Linked DNA regions of Homo sapiens: region 2 is linked to region 1. The links are chromatin loops, found by intact Hi-C in ENCODE. Cell type or tissue: ascending aorta. All regions are shown on one strand. Links, peaks and the distances in the headings refer to the core of each region. The heading gives the core; the rest is flanking DNA. Region 1 holds the start of WTIP (WT1 interacting protein). Region 2 overlaps GARRE1 (granule associated Rac and RHOG effector 1).

Evidence for each region. A loop is a pair of places that touch in the nucleus more often than their neighbours do. Peaks named below come from ENCODE experiments on the same cell type or tissue, not always from the same donor. Only the 100,000 strongest peaks of a DNase experiment are listed, where the experiment ranks them.
Region 2: it touches region 1 in a loop (3.0-fold over the local background); 3 of 110 quality-filtered maps call a loop at or near these places.

What each region holds. Positions count from the first base shown.
Region 1 is chr19:34,477,065-34,485,414 of GRCh38, forward strand. WTIP (WT1 interacting protein) reads left to right here and starts at 4,694. Exons shown (of 8, transcript NM_001080436.2): 1 at 4,694-5,577. The coding sequence starts at 4,911. RefSeq lists enhancers at 3,767-4,421, 4,422-5,077, 5,078-5,732. In ascending aorta, for the core only: no CTCF peak of the experiment used is centred there; DNase peaks (open chromatin) are centred at 4,567 and 4,917; H3K4me3 peaks cover 3,290 bases; H3K27ac peaks cover 3,123 bases.
Region 2 is chr19:34,353,986-34,362,335 of GRCh38, forward strand. GARRE1 (granule associated Rac and RHOG effector 1) reads left to right here. Exons shown (of 14, transcript NM_014686.5): 14 at 1-1,581. It also overlaps a transcript of GPI not described here. Among named protein-coding and RNA genes, the nearest start is that of GPI, 7.0 kb to the right of the region's middle. RefSeq lists an enhancer at 5,935-6,541. In ascending aorta, for the core only: a CTCF peak has its summit at 5,217 (motif pointing right); a DNase peak (open chromatin) is centred at 5,446; H3K4me3 peaks cover 1,584 bases; H3K27ac peaks cover 2,344 bases.

The sequences.
Region 1 (8,350 bases), core at 1,827-6,826:
GGGTCCATACAGTACAGACAATTAAGGAGGTCTAATGGAAGCTAGATTACAAGGAGGGGCATGAGGGGCTCCTTAAAAAATCACCATTGTAGGCTGGGCTTGGTGGCTCACGCCTGTAATCCCAGCACTCTGGGAGGCCGAGGCGGGTGGATCACCTGAGGTCAGGAGTTTGAGACCAGCCTGGCCAACATGGTGAAACCCCGTCTCTCCAAAAAAAAAAAAAAAAAAAAAAAAAAAAAATATATATATATATATATATATAGACACACACACACACACACATACATATACATATATATACACATATATATACATACATATATATACACACACATACATATATATACACACACATACACACACACACACACGTGCACACACAAAAGTTAGCCAGGCATGGTGGTGGATGCCTGTAATTCCAGCTACTTGGGAGGCTGAGGCAGGAGAATGGCTTGAACCTGGGAGGCGGAGGTTGCAGTGGTTGCGGTGAGCCGATATCACGCCATTGCACTCCAGCCTAGGCAACAAGAATGAAACTCCGTCTCAAAACAAAAAACAAACAAAAAATCACCATGGCGTGGACAGAGTCTGGGTAGGGTCAGCTCCTGGGTTCTGGGAAGATGATGATGATGATGGTTCAGGACATGGTGCAAGACTAGATTGAACATGTCCTGTTCTGGCCTCCAAGTGTGTCTTTGCTTAACAAAGGGAAGACCAGTTAACTTGAGAGGATGATAAACTGGAAGCCACAGTGTAGTGAAACCCCTCCTTTGGAACAGTGGGACTCAGGCAGCGGTGTGTGGAGCCAGCTTATCCCAGCTTGCAAGAACTGGTTATACCCATTTCTTTCCAGCTCAGTTCAGTGGCCCCATCTTTATAGCTTGAAATTGGCCATGCTGGGAGTATTTATACCATGGTAATTGGCAAATGCTACACATCAGGGCTCCTGATTTATACAAATTCCTCCCCAGAGAGCTGGTTGTTAGACATTTACCAGCACACCACTGGACTCAGGAGGAAAATGCCCAGAGAGAGGTGAACACAAAGAACATTCCTGCAACAGGGGAGGACAGAGGGGGAATCAGTGGGGGCTGGACATTGAGTCCATGGACAGTGCTTTAAATCCCTTGAGAGAGCCCCATCCCCATCCTTCTCCTGGACTGTGCATCTCAGACAGAAGGAGCCAGTCTGTTGAGATCACTCAATACCCCTGGAGTGAGGAGATAGAAGATGGGGTCAGGGGGACATTTGGGTAATGTAGAGATGAGACCCCACAATTCTGCAGACTACTTCAAATCCACCTAACATCACAATAGTCTGATTCCCAAGCCATTCATTAAATCTTTTGAATATAACTGCTTAATGTATTTCCCACTTCAAGGATGTACTTAAACTATTCTAATGGTAAATATCAAACATTTTAGGTTGTTTCTGGGTTTTGTAGTTGTCATTTATTACTAGTAGAGCAAGTAATAGGTTTTAGCTGACCCTGGATGTGAATATAGTTTAAATCTTGAAAGCTCTAAGTGGGCAGGTGGGGAAAGAACAGTTGTTATTATTATTATTATTATTATTATTATTATTATTATTATTATTATTATTCTGGAGGCAGGGTATTGCTGTGTCACCCAGGCTGGAATGCAGTGGTGTCATCTTGGCTCACTGCAACCTCTGCCTCCTGGGTTCAAGCGATTCTTGTGCCTCAGCCTCCCAAGTAGCTGGGATTACAGGCGTGCACGACTACACCCAGCTAATTTTTGTATTTGTATTTTAATAGAGACAGGGTTTCGCTATGTTGGCCAGGCTGGTCTCAAACTCCTGAGCTCAAGTGATCCGCCCGTCTCAGCCTCCCAGTGTTCTGGGATTACAGGAGTGAGCCACCGTGCCCAGCCAGAACAGTTATTAAATACTTGACTTTATTGTTTTTGTAGAGACAGGGTCTTGCTCTGTCACCCAGGCTAGAGTGTGGTGGCACAGTTATAGCTCACTGTAACCTCAGACTCCTGGGCTCAAGTAATCCTCCCGCCTCTGTCTCCCGAACAGCTGAACTACAAGTGCCCGTCACCGCGCCAGTTTAATTTTTTGTTTTTTATTGTAGAGATGAATCTCGTTCTGTTGTCTAGGCTGAAGTGCAGTGGTGCCCTCACTGCTCACTGTAGCCTTGACCTCCTGGGCTCAAGCATCCTCCCGCCTTAGATTCCCAAAATACCTGGGACTACAGGCATGTGCCACCATTGGCAGCTAATTTTTAATGTTTTGTAGGGATGGAATCTCACTATGTTTCCCAGACTGGTCTTGAACTCTTGGCCTTAAGCAATCCTCCCATACTGGCCTCTCAAAGCACTGGGATTACATCACACTCAGCCCAACAGCTGCCTTTAAATGCAGAGAGCTCCCTTTGAGCATCTTTTCAGAAGGCTGGAGATCCTAGGACAGAATAGATCAGGGGTCCCCAACCCCTGGGCCACAGACCAGTATACCACCGCCTGTTAGGAACTGGGCCACACAGCAGGAGGTGAGCAGAGGCGAGGGAGCATTACCACCTGAGTCCCACCACGATTCTCACAGAAGCACGAAGCCTATTGTGAACTGCGCATGCGAAGGACCTAGGCTGTGTGCTCCTTATGAGAATCTAATGCCTGATGATCTGTCACTGTCTCCCATCACCCCCAGATGGGACCGTCTAGTTGCAGGAAAACAAGCACAGGGCTCCCACTCTTTCTATGGTATAGTGAGTTGTATAATTATTTCATTATATATTACAATGTAATAATAATAGAAATAAAGTGCACAATAAATATAATGCCCTTGAATCATCCTGAAGCCATTCCCACCCTCCCCATCCCTGTCTGTGGAAAAATTGTCTTCCACAAAACCAGTCCCTGGTGCCAAAAAGGTTGGGGACCGCTGTAGATTACCTAAATGATGTTGGGATTATACGACACGGTTGTGATTGGATTATTGTCTGCATTTTTGATAACTTCCCTTGAATAGATGTTTAGCAGCAGTATTACTGCTTCTAAGTTTCGTGTTCGTTTGTGCGGATGTTGACACCGCCAAACTGCTCTTCCCAAAAGGATATCCCAATTTGCACTCATACCAGTAGCATATGTGCAACTGTTTCACCACAGTCCTGCCAATATTGTAATTTTTAAATAGTAGATAATGCAGTCCATGAAATGTGATATGACTGAACTGGCTTTTCCTTTCTCATTTGAAAGGTAGACCATTTTTCATGTCCTGGCTTCCCTGGGTATTTGCTCTCCCAAATGCTGGCTTCTAGACCCCGCACGGAGTCTCATGCCTGTAATCTCAGCGTTTTGTGTGGTGGTGTGCGCCTGTACTCCTACGTACTCAGGAGTCCGAGGTGGGAGGATTGCTTGAGCCCAGGAGGTTGAGACTCTGGGGTGTGTGTGATCACTGTGAGCTGTGATCACACCACTGTACTCCAGCCTGGGGGACAGAGCGACACCTTGTCTGAAAAAAACAAAACAGCGCAACTCCCCCACCCTCCGCGCACACGAAATGCTTGCTTCCACTTCCCCTACCCTGGTGGGGCAGGGGCTGGAACTCCGCAGGCTATGGGAAGGTGCTGGGGTTAGCGGCCCCAGCGGGTGCTCAGTGGTGTTGAGGCCACACTGCCCTGGGCGGTCTGGCCGGGACAGTTCCCGTGCGGGCTCCCTGCGCGCTGAGCCACTGTAGGCGCCTTCCCGAAAATCTCTGAGCAGAGAGGGCCTGGAAAACAGTACTCTCTCACGCAACACTTTTCTTGGATCCATCAGGCCCTGACAGATAACGGTTTGGTTTTCTTCCCTATAGCCGTGTGACTTGTACAAGGGATTTTAGTTGTGTCCTTGGGCACGAAGCCCTAGTCACCTCTCGATTCCCCACCTATGTGGCCCCTATGGCCCCGCTGGTTCCAGGACCTCCCCTCGAAGCCTCACCCACCACCCTGGATGCAGGTGCTGGAAAAGGGAGGAGTCCCCATATTTCACGGGGACTGCCTGTGATGGCCACAGGGGAGGCTCGCCGCCCACCGGCTCTGAGCCTGAGGCCTGCTTCTAGCCTGGCCTTGGGGGCCTGGGCGAAGCGACCCAGCGCGAGGACCAGTCCCCAACCAACCCGCTCCTAGTTCTGGGCGCCTTCCCCAGCAGTCAGATGGGGGCTTCAGAGGCCGGTGCGCGGCCACATGGCCCCGGGCCAGGCAGGGGGTCGTGGGGACGCATCTGCGCTAGGCGCACAGTATTCCTGGGCGCGGGACGGGCGAAGCGCCGTGGGTTCCAAGCTGAGCTGGGTCGGCCCTGCAGCGCCGGAGAGCAAGGCGGCGCAGGGAAGGGAGATGGGGCGGGATGTGGGGAAAGCTGTCGACTGCTTGGATCTCTCCGGCCCGGATGGCGCCAGCTGCCTCCAGCTCAGCCTGCGGAAATCCGAGCTCTTCCCAGCGGCCCGACGGCCCGGGCGCCCCGCAGACCCTGGGCTCTCCCCGCGGTGCCTCCGCCGCCCGCCCCTGCGTCCTGGCCCGGCCTCCACGCCCCTCCGAGGTCCCGGCGCAGCGCGGCCGCCGCCACTCCCCCCACATTCCAGAGGCCGCAGCGCCGTCTCCTTCCTCGCATTCCTGCCCCCGCAAAGGAGTCCCTCCGCCCCGCGCGAGGCCGCGGCGAGGAGGGGGCGCGGCCCGGCGCCTGGGAGCTTACATTCCTCCGCCGCGCGCGCCGCCGAGCAGGGCGCCGCGTCCCCCGGCCCGCGCGTGGCCGCCGGAACGACCCCGGCCCGGCGCCGGCCCCGCCCCGCCCCGCGCCCAGGGGTCCCGGGGCGGGCTCCGGGCTTCGGGCGGACGATGCGGCGGCCCGGCCGGAGCGGCGGCGGGAAGCGGAGGCGGAGGTGACGCGCCAGGGCCGGCGGGCCGGGCCATGCAGCGCTCCAGGGCGGGCGCGGACGAGGCGGCCCTACTCCTGGCCGGGCTGGCCCTGCGGGAGCTGGAGCCCGGGTGCGGCTCTCCCGGTCGGGGGCGGCGGGGGCCGCGGCCTGGGCCTGGAGACGAGGCGGCGCCCGCGCTGGGCCGCAGAGGGAAGGGCAGCGGCGGCCCCGAGGCCGGGGCGGACGGACTGAGCCGCGGGGAGCGGGGTCCCCGGCGCGCGGCGGTTCCGGAGCTCAGCGCGCAGCCTGCGGGCAGCCCACGGGCCAGCCTGGCGGGGTCCGACGGCGGCGGCGGTGGCGGCAGCGCCCGATCCAGCGGCATCAGCCTGGGCTACGACCAGCGCCACGGCAGCCCGCGCTCCGGTCGCTCGGACCCGCGTCCCGGTCCCGGGCCGCCTTCGGTGGGCAGCGCCCGCTCCAGCGTTTCCAGCCTCGGCTCCCGGGGCTCGGCCGGCGCCTACGCTGACTTCCTCCCGCCCGGCGCCTGCCCCGCGCCCGCTCGCTCCCCGGAGCCTGCGGGGCCGGCTCCCTTCCCGCTGCCTGCACTCCCGCTGCCCCCTGGCCGGGAGGGCGGCCCAAGCGCGGCCGAGCGGCGGCTGGAGGCGCTCACCCGGGAGCTGGAGCGGGCGCTCGAGGCGCGCACGGCGCGGGACTACTTCGGTGAGCTCGCTCGGCCCGGCAGTTCCCTGCGCGCATGGCTGGGGTCCGGGGTTCCGAGACTGCCTCGGGTAGGCGGCCGGATCAGCGGAGGAGAGCACGGGGCTGGCTGGGGGTGCAGCAGTGCACGGGGTTGGGACGAGGAAGGTGCATCCCCTGGGGACTGGGGAGCGCAAAGGGTGAGTGAGTGCGCCTGGATCCCCAGCAGCGGCTTCACCCCTGCCTCTGGGTCCCCCGACACACGAGGGGTTCTGGCCGAGTGAGTTGATGTGCGGTTCCTAACTTAACAGGCAAGTCAGGTTCATGGGCACACTGAGCCATTTTCTGATAATTTTTTCTTCTTTCTTCTTTTTTTTTTTTCTTTCTTCTTTTTTTTTTTTTTTTGAGACAGGGTCTTCCTCTGTCGCCGAGACTGGAGTGCAGCGGCGCGTCCTCGGCTTACTGTAGCCGTCGCCTCTCAAGCTGAAGCGATCCTCTCGCCTCAGCCTCCCGAGAAGCTGGGACTACAGGTGCACACCACCATGCCCAGCTTTTCTTCTTCTTACTTTTTTTTTTTTTTTTTTTTTGTAGAGACAGAGTCTCCCTATGTTGCCCAGGCTGGTCTTAAACTCCTGGGCTCAAGCGATCCGCCCTCCTCGGCCTCCCAAGGTGCTAGGATTACAGGCTTGAGCCAGTGCGCCCGGCCTGATCTTTTCTTCTTTGCGTTTGGTGCTCTCATTCTATCTGATCCTTTCATGCTTCGTGATGAGCAGAAAGGGGTGCTTCCCCGTCTGCCCCGCCACGGTATGGGTGTGGACAGCAACCGGGAGATGGAGTGGCCCAGGTACCACCGGATACCGCCTGACCCAGGCTTTGGTGATGGTAGCGGCTGGAGAGGGAGACTGTGTGAGGGAAGAAAAGCCCACTTTGCGGGAGAGGGGAACCGTGCCAGTCACACGGGGCTGCCCTCGCCCGGACTGTGCTGTGGACATAGGATGTTTCCTAAAGGAATCCTGCTGCAGGTGCATCTGCAAAGCCCAGCAGCCTCACAGCCTCCACTTCCCAGTGTGGCCCAGGCCCCCTGATCTCTAGTTCTTGGGACAGCTCTTGGGGTGAGATTGTGAGCGGGGCAGAGGTATACTGTGGGGCCTGGGGCGAGAACTTCCCAACCCGCCTTCTGTATTAAGCACCTGGCTTTGGTGGATGGATGGTCACCATGCCTGGGACCGTGGCTGTCCTGGGGTTTGTGTCTTTGAGCGTTCAATGGTGTCAGCAGCTCACGGCTGCCCTGAACTGGATCTTTTTTTTTTTTTTTTTTTTTTTTTTTTGAGACGGAATCTCGCTCTGTCGCCAGGCTGGAGTGCAGTGGCGTGATCTTGGCTCACTGCAACCTCCGACTCCCTGGTTCAAGCGATTCTCCTGCCTCAGCCTCCCCAGTAGCTGGGATTACAGGCATGCGCCACCACGCCCAGCTAATTTTTGTATTTTTAGTAGAGGCGGGGTTTCACCATGTTGGCCAGGATGGTCTTGATCTCCTGACCTCATGATCCGCCTGCCTCAGCCTCCCAAAATGTTGGGATTACAGGCGTGAGCCACCGTGCCCGGCCCTGAACTGGATCTTGAGGGGTGAGGAGTCTGTCAGTGAGGGGCCAGGTGGGGGCATTCCAGAGAGAGGGAAGAATGAGCAGAGGAGGCCAGGCGGGATGAGAGATTGCCCCGCTCTTCCCCCTGGGGTTGCAGCCCAGAGGGCTCAGGTGGTCGAGGGCATATGTGGGCTAAGAGGAGGTGCGCCTGCTTTGGGATGGAGAGCGCCTCCCATCTGTGAGGTCATGGTGAGACTCTGTGGCTGGGCAGGTCTCGTGGCGCCTGTTGGATGGCCTGGGAGCAGGGAGATGTGCCAGGAGCTGTCATCTCCCGTGTCAGGCAGGTGCCAGGAAGAGAGGCTGGGGCTGAGTTTTGAAGGGCATGCTTTCCAGTGCCCTCTGCAGGGGAGAGTGCCCATTTCCCGGCCCCTGTGTACTGCAGAGCCCGGGGGAGGGGGGTGTTCTGTAGACACCCCTGAATCTTTATATGATATAGGGGTGGCTGAGGTCCCAGGCAGGTAATGTGGAGATGATACAAGAAGGTAGGGTGTGGTGGCACATTTTTTTTCTGAGGAGCTGCTAGGCCGGGTGCGGTGGCTCACACCTGTAATCCCAGCACTTTGGGAGGCTGAGGTGGGAGGAGCACTTGAACCCAGGAGTTCCAGGCTGCAACGAGCTATGATCGTGCCACTGCACTCTGGCCTGGATGACAGAGTGAGATCCTGTCTTTTCTTTAAAAAAAAAAAAAAAAAAAAGCTGCTCAGATCGGGCTGTTGTAGCGCCCTGAGAGTGTTAGAGGAGTGATGATAGACCTTTTTTATTTTGTTTTCAAGAAAAACTAGAAATTGAGATTCAGTAATACTTTCCTGATTTTGTTTACTTTATTTTTTTAAACTTTTTTGAGACGGAGTCTTGCTCTGTCGCCCAGGCTGGAGTGCAATGGTGCGATCTCAGCTCACTGCAGCCTCCACCTCCGGGTTCAAGTGATTCTCCTGGCTCAGCCTCCCCAGTAGCTGGGATTACAGGTGCGTACCGCCATGCCCGGCTAATTTTTGTATTTTTAGTAGAGATGAGGTTTCACCATGTTGGCCAGGCTTGTCTCGAGTTTCTGACCTCAGGTGATCCACCTGCCTCGGCCTCTCAAAGTGCTGGGATTACAGGTGTGAGCCACCATGCCCGGCCCACTTTCCTGATTTTAAAAAATATGGGCAACT
Region 2 (8,350 bases), core at 2,316-7,315, 120 kb before region 1:
ATTTAGGGATATTTTCCAGCCAGAATGGATCCAGAAGAATTGAATGGTGCTTAAATTGAGAAATAATAATAAATATATCTATATAGAATAGACATATCCCACTGTATATTAATTGAGGTTACAGAAAGTTCTTTATATAAAACTTATTTAAATTTTTCATATTTCATCTTTGAAAAAGTCTGAGAAAAATCCATAATATTTTCTGGTATGAAAGTTTGACAGTATTAATATTTTTTTTATATTTTCTTAAATCATTAAACCATTTTAATATATGTTAACTACTAATAAATGGTTTATTCTTTCTAACTCCATATAAGCTTTTCCAGCAAAGATTGTAATAACACATTTATGTTCTCGTTTTTCTACAGATATAAGTAAATTTATATATAAAAATACCAAAAAGAGGCTGGGCGTGGTGGCTCACGCCTGTAATCCCAGCACTTTGGGAGGCCGAGGCAGGTGGATCACCTAAGGTCAGGAGTTCGAGACCAGCCTGGCCAATATGGTGAAACCCCATCTCTACTAAAAATACAAAAATTAGCCGGGTGTGGTGGCGTGCGCCTGTAGTCCCAGCTACTCGGGAGGCTGAAGCAGAAGAATCGCTTGAACCCGGGAGGCGGAGGTTACAGTGAGCTGAGATTGTGCCACTGCACTCCAGCCTGGGTGACAGAGTGAGATTCCGTCTCAACAAGAAAAAAAAAAAAGAATATATATATATGTATGTATGTATGTATGTAAACACACACACTAATTTGAGAGGACCCGTAGGGTGTCTGAGCCCAGCCACCTGAGTTTTTAGTACTGTGTTGTCAGGCTCTTCCCAGGCCTCAGGTGTTGTCTTTTGTGCTGTGTGGGGATGCATTGCTGCCTGTATTTATGATCTTTTGCCGTGGTTCTGAGCATTCACCTCACCATGTTTACAAAGAACTGTTTTGTATATAGACATTTTCAGGCACGTGCTTTGCACCAACCCTGCGTGGCTCTTGTCTGTGTTAGCTGTCACGGTGTGCACACTAATCTCTGTTAAAGTTGTCTATGGCTGTTCTACTTGTAAGATAGTTTTCTATTTCCTTCAGTAATGTGTCCACAGTACCCTGTATTTCGAGTTCCATTATACTGAAGTACTCATGTTTTAATAGTGCCTCTCCAAAGGCCTCACCTTGGACAGAGGTCAATCCTTGATGCTCCAGCACAGGTGACGTCACTAATTGTCACTTTCCAGTTTGTTTTTCTCTATTAAGGAAGACATTTTCTAATTGCATCTCCATGGGCTGTGAGACTGTGTGAAGCCGTTTGTGTGGTCTCCATGTAGGTGCTGTGTTCCCGGCACCGCCTTGCTCTGAACACTGGTAATTCCAGGTGCTGCGCTTGGCAGAGGGGTCTCGCCAAAGCGCATGTGTGTGCATGTGTGAACGTGTGTGTCCTTTGCATGGTTGGGCGTGGGTGCCTTGCTAGGGCATCAGCAGGACATTGTGTGTATAGTTACAATGCTTCCAAACTGGAACTCTACATTTTGTATCTTTTAAAGCTCCTATAAGTAAAATAACTATTGGCTTTATTAAAAATATACATTTAATAATACTTTGTATCCTTGTTTAAAATGAACTGCAGAGGACATTATGTCAAAAGCCCTGCCTGACTCATTGCTTTGAAAAGCTGCATACTGAGTTGGTTTTTAGGTCAGCCTGTCCTCTGATTCTAGCAAGGGGAAGACCACTTGGGATATTACGGTGAGCTGAAGTGGATGGGCAGGAGGGAGAACAAGCAGCTACGCCTCCCCTATTGGCTTCCCTAAGGCCCAAGCTGGTTTAGGCCCCTGTGCAGGGGGAGCCAGTGCAGTAGTGAAGGAGACGTCCTCTGCAAGGGTGCAAGCTCTCTGGGTTGGGGTCTACCAACACCCATGTTCCACCAAATGTGGATGCTGTGACTTGCCCAGCCAGCTTGTCCAATGACGAGACCCAAGAATGAGGGCTTGTTTTACCCTCTTCCCAAACCAGGGACCCAATCTATGGCAGAGATACTGTGCCTTACAGGGATAAGAAGGACCTGTCTCTGCCGGCCGCAGTGGCTCACACCTGTAATCCCAGAACTGTAGGTGGCTGAGGCAGGTGGACCACAAGGCCGGGAGATCGAGACCATCCTGGCCAACATGGTGAAACCCCATCTCTACTAAGAATACAAAAATTAGTCGGGCATGGTGGCGTGTGCCTGTAATCCCAGCTACTCAGGAGGCTTAGGCAGAAGAATCGCTTGAACCAGGAAGTCAGAGGTTGCAGTGAGCCGAGATCGCACCACTGCACTCCAGCCTGGCGACAGAACGATGGGGCTGTCTCCAAAAAAAAAAAAAAGCCAGGCACTGTGGCTCACGCCTATAATCCCACCACTTTGAGAGGCTGAGACAGTAGATCATGAGGTCAGGAGTTCAAGACCAGCCTGCCCAACATGGCGAAACCCCATCTCTACTAAAAATACAAAAAATTAGGTGGTATGGTCGCAGGTACCTGTAATCCCAGCTGCTTGGAAGGCTGAGGCAGGAGAACTGCTTGCACCCGGGAGGCAGAGGTTGCAGTGAGCCAAGACTGCTCCACTGCACTCCAGCCTGGGCAACAGAGTGAGACTCTGTCTCAAAAAAGAAAAAGAAAAAAAGAAAAAAACAAAAACAGGACCTGTCTCACTGGATGATGCCATCGTGTTAAGCAGAAGAAAGATAGTATCATGAGACCCACAAATGGAGGGCAGGTCACAGGAGCATTTCAGCTCATTTTCATTTACAGAAAGACAGCACCTCAGTGGAACCTTTTTTGACGACCTGAAGAAAATGGAGTAATGTGGGCATTAATATATAAGCTGCTGGTGTAGGAACCACTCTTCTTTCTGCCAAGGTGCCCTGAAGTTGAGCATGGGGACCAAGTCCCAGAGCCTTCCAAATGCACCTCAGGACAAAGTTGCTCGGTAACGGCCATGTTGCCTGAGAGTGCTCAAGAATACACTGGAAGTTCATATTAAAAAGCTAGCAGGGGCTGGGTGTGCTGGCTCACGCCTGTAATCCCAGCAATTTGGGAGGCTGACCTGGGAGGATTGCTTGAGGCCAGGAGTTCAAGACCAGCCTGGGCAACATAGTGAGACCCCATCTCTTTAAAAAAGCCCATATTTTATTCCAGAGTGTTCCCATTTAACACAAGCACCCAGTTCTCTTGACTAGTTCTGATTCACAGCAGTGCTGGAGGCCAGAGGGCAGAAGTCCCGCAGCTCTGGCTGTGTGCAAATGAGTGGGGAGGGAAGCTGAGCAGATGCTACACCTGAGCTACTACTGCAAGGGCTTCACAGGCCTTGGCCCATCTGAGAAATGGGGGAGGATGCGCAGGCATCTTGAGGTACTTGGGAGGCTTGTGACCTTCCTCTCCCACCTGGGGGCTCCTTGGATAGGGGGCTTCCAGTTTGGAGGCTGAGATGCTGCATGCCAACCATGCGGCTGTGAGGGGATGGCCTTTTGTGCACTGTGTGGCCACTGCTGTGACCTGCCTCCTGTTGTGGAGACAGGAAATAAACCTTCCCAATGATCAGCTTCTCTACTGCCCAAAAGCATGTATGTGGACAGCATGACTGGCTACCTCCCAGCGACAGGTACCCAGGAGTCTGAGGCACCTCCAAGGGTAGACTCTGGAAATAACACATGCACCTAGCCTTACAGCACAGGGGTGAGCTCCTGGGCCCAGGCCTGTGTGTGTCAGTGAGGGGACTGGATGTGGCTTGTACTGGAATATTGACTTGGAGATGTGGGCCTAGGTGAGGGAGAAGGATTGTTTCAGGCGTGTCACATTCATTTCAACATTCACGAATGTCATATAAGGGCTAGGCCCTTGCTAGGAGCCAGGACTGCAAAGATACAGTCCCTGCCTTTAAAACTCAGTATTTTAGGGGAGACAACCCATCTTTCCCATCCTTGATAAGAGAACCACCATCCACCAGCAACCCAGTTGCTCAGGCTGAAATCCCAGAAGATATTCTTCGTTCTTTTATTTCCTCATTCAACTAATCAGCAAGTCCTATAAGTGTATTCCCAAGCACACTCAAATTCCACCATGTTCTGGCCAGGCGCGGTGGCTCACGCCTGTAATCCCAGCACTTTGGGAAGCTGAGGCGGGCGGATCACCCGCGGTCAGGAGTTCGAGACTAGCCTGACCAACATGGTGAAAACCCATCTCTACTAAAAAATACAAAAATTAGCTGGGCATGGTGGCAGGTGCCTATAATCCCAGAGAATCGCTTGAACCTGGGAGGCGGAAGTTGCAGTGAGTTGAGATCTCACCATTGCACTCCACCCTGGGGGACAGAGCAAGACTCCGTCTCAAAAACAAAAAAATTCCACCATGTTCTTACATCTCCACTGCCATCTACCTGGACTTCACCTGGCTCCTGCCTCTCCCCCCACAGCCTCAGGGTTTCCCATGCACCCTCCCCTACTTCCAAGTAGCCTTGCCGTGTGTCCTCCAACTTGCCTGTTGCTCCCAAGGCTGCTTGGGCCTCTCCATCGGTTTTCTGGGGTCAGAGCCCATCTTCCAGCCTGTCTTCGTTTCTCATGATAGCACTCAGCACTCTTCTGGAATTTTGTGTTTGCATTTGTGTCTCACTGGAATGAAGGCCCCATGAGAGCAAGGAGCGAGTCTTGTTCATGGCCACATGTGCAAGGTGCAGGACAGCTCCTGTGACCACCACAGTGCAACTTGAGACAGATGAAAGGACGAGTTGCTGGGGCCAGAACTTACGAATTCTAATACTGAGCAAAAAGACAGAACTAGAGGCCGGGTGCGGTGGCTCACGCCTGTAATCCCAGCACTGTGGGAGGATCACTTGAGCCCAGGAGTTCAAGGCTGCAGTGAGTCGAGATCTTGACACTGCACTCCAGCCTGGGTAATATAGCGAGACTGTCTCTAAAAACGAAAAACAAAAACAACCAGACGAAAACATTCTCGCGTTGGGCTAAAAGAATACTATTAAATACATCATCTGGGCTGTTCCAGGACTGGGAGGGGATTAGCACTACGGTGGAGCTGCGGATAGGCCCAAGCAGGCCTCAAATAAATGTAAAGCTTTTTATTCTCGTGGAAACAGCTATGTACAATGGGGAAAATGTTTTTAAGCATCTAGCAAAGGATTCACGGGGCTCTGGTAATGAAGCCCCGAAACGACAAGACTGGATCGCGCAGGGTAGGGCCAACACCAGGGACAAACCCCCGGCCTCTTGGGGGCGCGGTGAGTAGGTGGCCTCTCCAAGCACCACTCCCGATGTGCGCATGAGCGCAGCCGCCCCTACGCAGCGCGTGCGCACGTGCACTCACCACGTCCATCCCAGACGTGCGGACCCGGGTGTCTGCAAGGTTCAGTCTCCACACCCCAGCGCCCGACCCTGCGCGGGGACATGCGCACAAGCGCGCGTCCTGACCACCCGGACGTGCTGGCCCACACGCACACGCGTGCGCATTACCCCCGCCCCATCCGCGCCTGCGCTCAACCCCGCCTACACCTGCTCCGTGGCCTCCCCGGAGGCGATGAGCCAACCCCGGTAGCTCCAGAGGCGTGGTCCCCTCGCCTTCGCCGGTCAACATGACTCAGCATCCTCGGTGGGCTCGCCTCCTCCCCCGGAACAGCTGTCTAAAATCCATGGGCGTGGAAACGCCACGCCACGCCCCGCTCCCGACTTCTTCAGCTCAGGCCCCAGAACTGACCACCCCACCAGTCCTCTGCCCCAGTCCCTCTGCCTTCACTCCCATGGCCACCTGTGCTCCAGGGCCTGCCTGACCCCTGTCCAGCGGCCCTGAAGTAAGGTCTGTGATGTCTAAATGCCGATACCTCAGTTTCCCCATCTTTAGAACGGGGCTCTTGTTTGGAACTGTGCCCGCCACAGCCTGCAGTAAGTGCTAGCTTCATCAATACTCAGTGGCAGTCAATTGCTTTTCCAGGGCTGCCTTATGCTTGAAATTAAATCTTTGCTATCCAGAGTTAGGACTGTCCCCGGACTTCCTAACTTGCCTCTGCTGTCAGGTGTACCCTCTGGTCCGCTCCTCTCTCAGGGCCACATCATCTTGCTGGGGGCACGTGAAGGTGTCCGGCTCTGCAGCATGTTCTCTTGGAATTTCTGGGCTAGGTTTCCTTTCGATTCTCCTTGGTCAGTCCCTGGCCTGGGGGCATGACCCCTCCCAGCTTCACTACCCCCCAGGATCCTGGGGATTCTGAGCCCTAAGCTCTGCGATCGGCAGGACTTGGCTCAGCATATGGTAGTGATTGTACTGATGGTGATAGACAACAGAATATAAAATGACCTTATGGCCAGGCACAGTGACGCATACCTGTAATCCCAACAGTTTGGGAGGCTGAGGCAGGAAGATCTCTTGAAGCCAGGAATTTGAGACCAGCCTGGGCAACACAGTGCAACTCAGTCTCTACAAATAATAATAATAAGAAAATTAGCCGGGACGGGGTGGTCATGCCTGTAGTTCTAGCTACTCAGGAGACCGAGGTGAGAGAATCGCTTGAGCCCAGAGTTCAAGGCTGCAGTGAGCTATGGTCATGCCACCGCACTCCAGCCTGGGTGACAGAGCGAGACACTGTTTCAACTAATAAGACATAACTGGGATGATGAGGAGTGGAGAAAGGGATTGCCTGCTCCTCCACTTTCCCTCCACCTTTTTCCTAGGACTGAAGAGGAACTGGCAGGAGCACAGGTCTCAGGAAGGAACCAGGCAGCCTGGGTTGATTCTCTAGTTAAGAGCAGAGTGGCTTGTTTCATATTTCTTTCTTTCTATTTTTTTGGAGACAGGGTGTCACTCTGTGACCCAGGCCGGAGTGCAGTGGCATGATCTTGGCTCGCTGCAACCTCTGCCACCCGGGTTCAAGTGATTCTCCTGCCTCAGCCTCCCCAGTAACTGGGATTACAGGTGTCCGCCACCACGCCTGGCTAATTTTTGTAATTTTAGTAGAGACAGGGTTTCACCATGGTGGCCAGACTGGTCTCAAACTCCTGGCTTCAAGTGATCCACCTGCCTCGGCCTCCCAAAGTGTTGGGATTACAGGTGTGAGTCACTGCACCCGGCCTTGTTTCACATTTCTTTCTTTCCTTTTTTTTTGAGACAGAGTCTCGCTCTGTCGCCCAGGCTGGAGTGCAGTGGCATGATTCAGCTCACTGTAAGCTCTGCCTCCTGGGTTCACTCCATTCTCTTGCCTCAGCCTCTCAAGTAGCTGGGATTACAGGTGCCCGCCACCACGTCCAGCTAATTTTTTTGTATTTTTAGTAGAGACGGGGGTTTCACCATGTTGCTCAGGCTGGTCTCGAACTCCTGAACTCGTGATCCACCCACCTCAGCCTCCAAAAGTACTGGGATTACAGGCGTGAGCCACCGTGCCCGGCCTCATTTCACATTTCTTAACCTCTCTGTTAAATGGGGAGGACAACAGGGTATCCTTCATAGGACTGCCATGAGGGATACATGGAAAGGATTTAGCATGGAGCTGTGCACGTAGTAAACCTGGCTGGAGTAGTGGCCGTGTTGGTAGTTTTGTAGTATGATGATGAATGGCTTTGGATTAGTACTTTCTAATCCAAAATGGCTTTGGATTAGACTTTTCTTCTTACTTTTCTGTGCTTTCTCCCTGTAGCCACTGTGATTTATGGCCCACCAGATAGGAACCTAGTTTCCTGCTAACATAGAAAATCCAGGCTGGGCGCGGTGTTGCATGCCTGTAATCCCAGCACTTTGGGAAGCCGAGGTGGGTGGATTACCTTAGGTCAGGAGTTCGAGACTACCCTGGCCAACATGGTGAAACCCCATCTCTACTAAAAATACAAAAATTAGGCCGGGTGCAGTGGCTCACGCCTGTAATCCCAGCACTTTGGGAGGCTGAGGCAGACGGATCACGAGGTCAGGAGATCGAGACCATCCTGGTCAACACAGTGAAACCCCAACTCTACTAAAAATACAAAAATTAGCTGGACGTAGTGTTGCATGCCTGTAATCTCAGCTACTCGGGAGGCTGAAGCAGGAGAATTGCTTGAACCAGGGAGTCGGAGGTTGCAGTGAGCCGAGATGGTGCCACTGCACTCTGGCCTGGTGATAGAGGGAGACTCCATCTCAAAAAAAAAAAAAAAAAAAAAAAATTAGCCTGGTGAGGTGGCGGGTGCCTGTAACCCCAGCTACTAGGGAGGCTGAGGCAAGAGAATTGCTTGAACCTGGGAGGTGGAGGTTGCAGGGAAGCAGAGGTTGCAGTGAGCCAACATCGTGCCATTGCACTCTAGCCTGGGCAACAAGAGTGAAACTTCATCTCAAAAAAAAAGAAGAAAAAAAGAAAATCCATG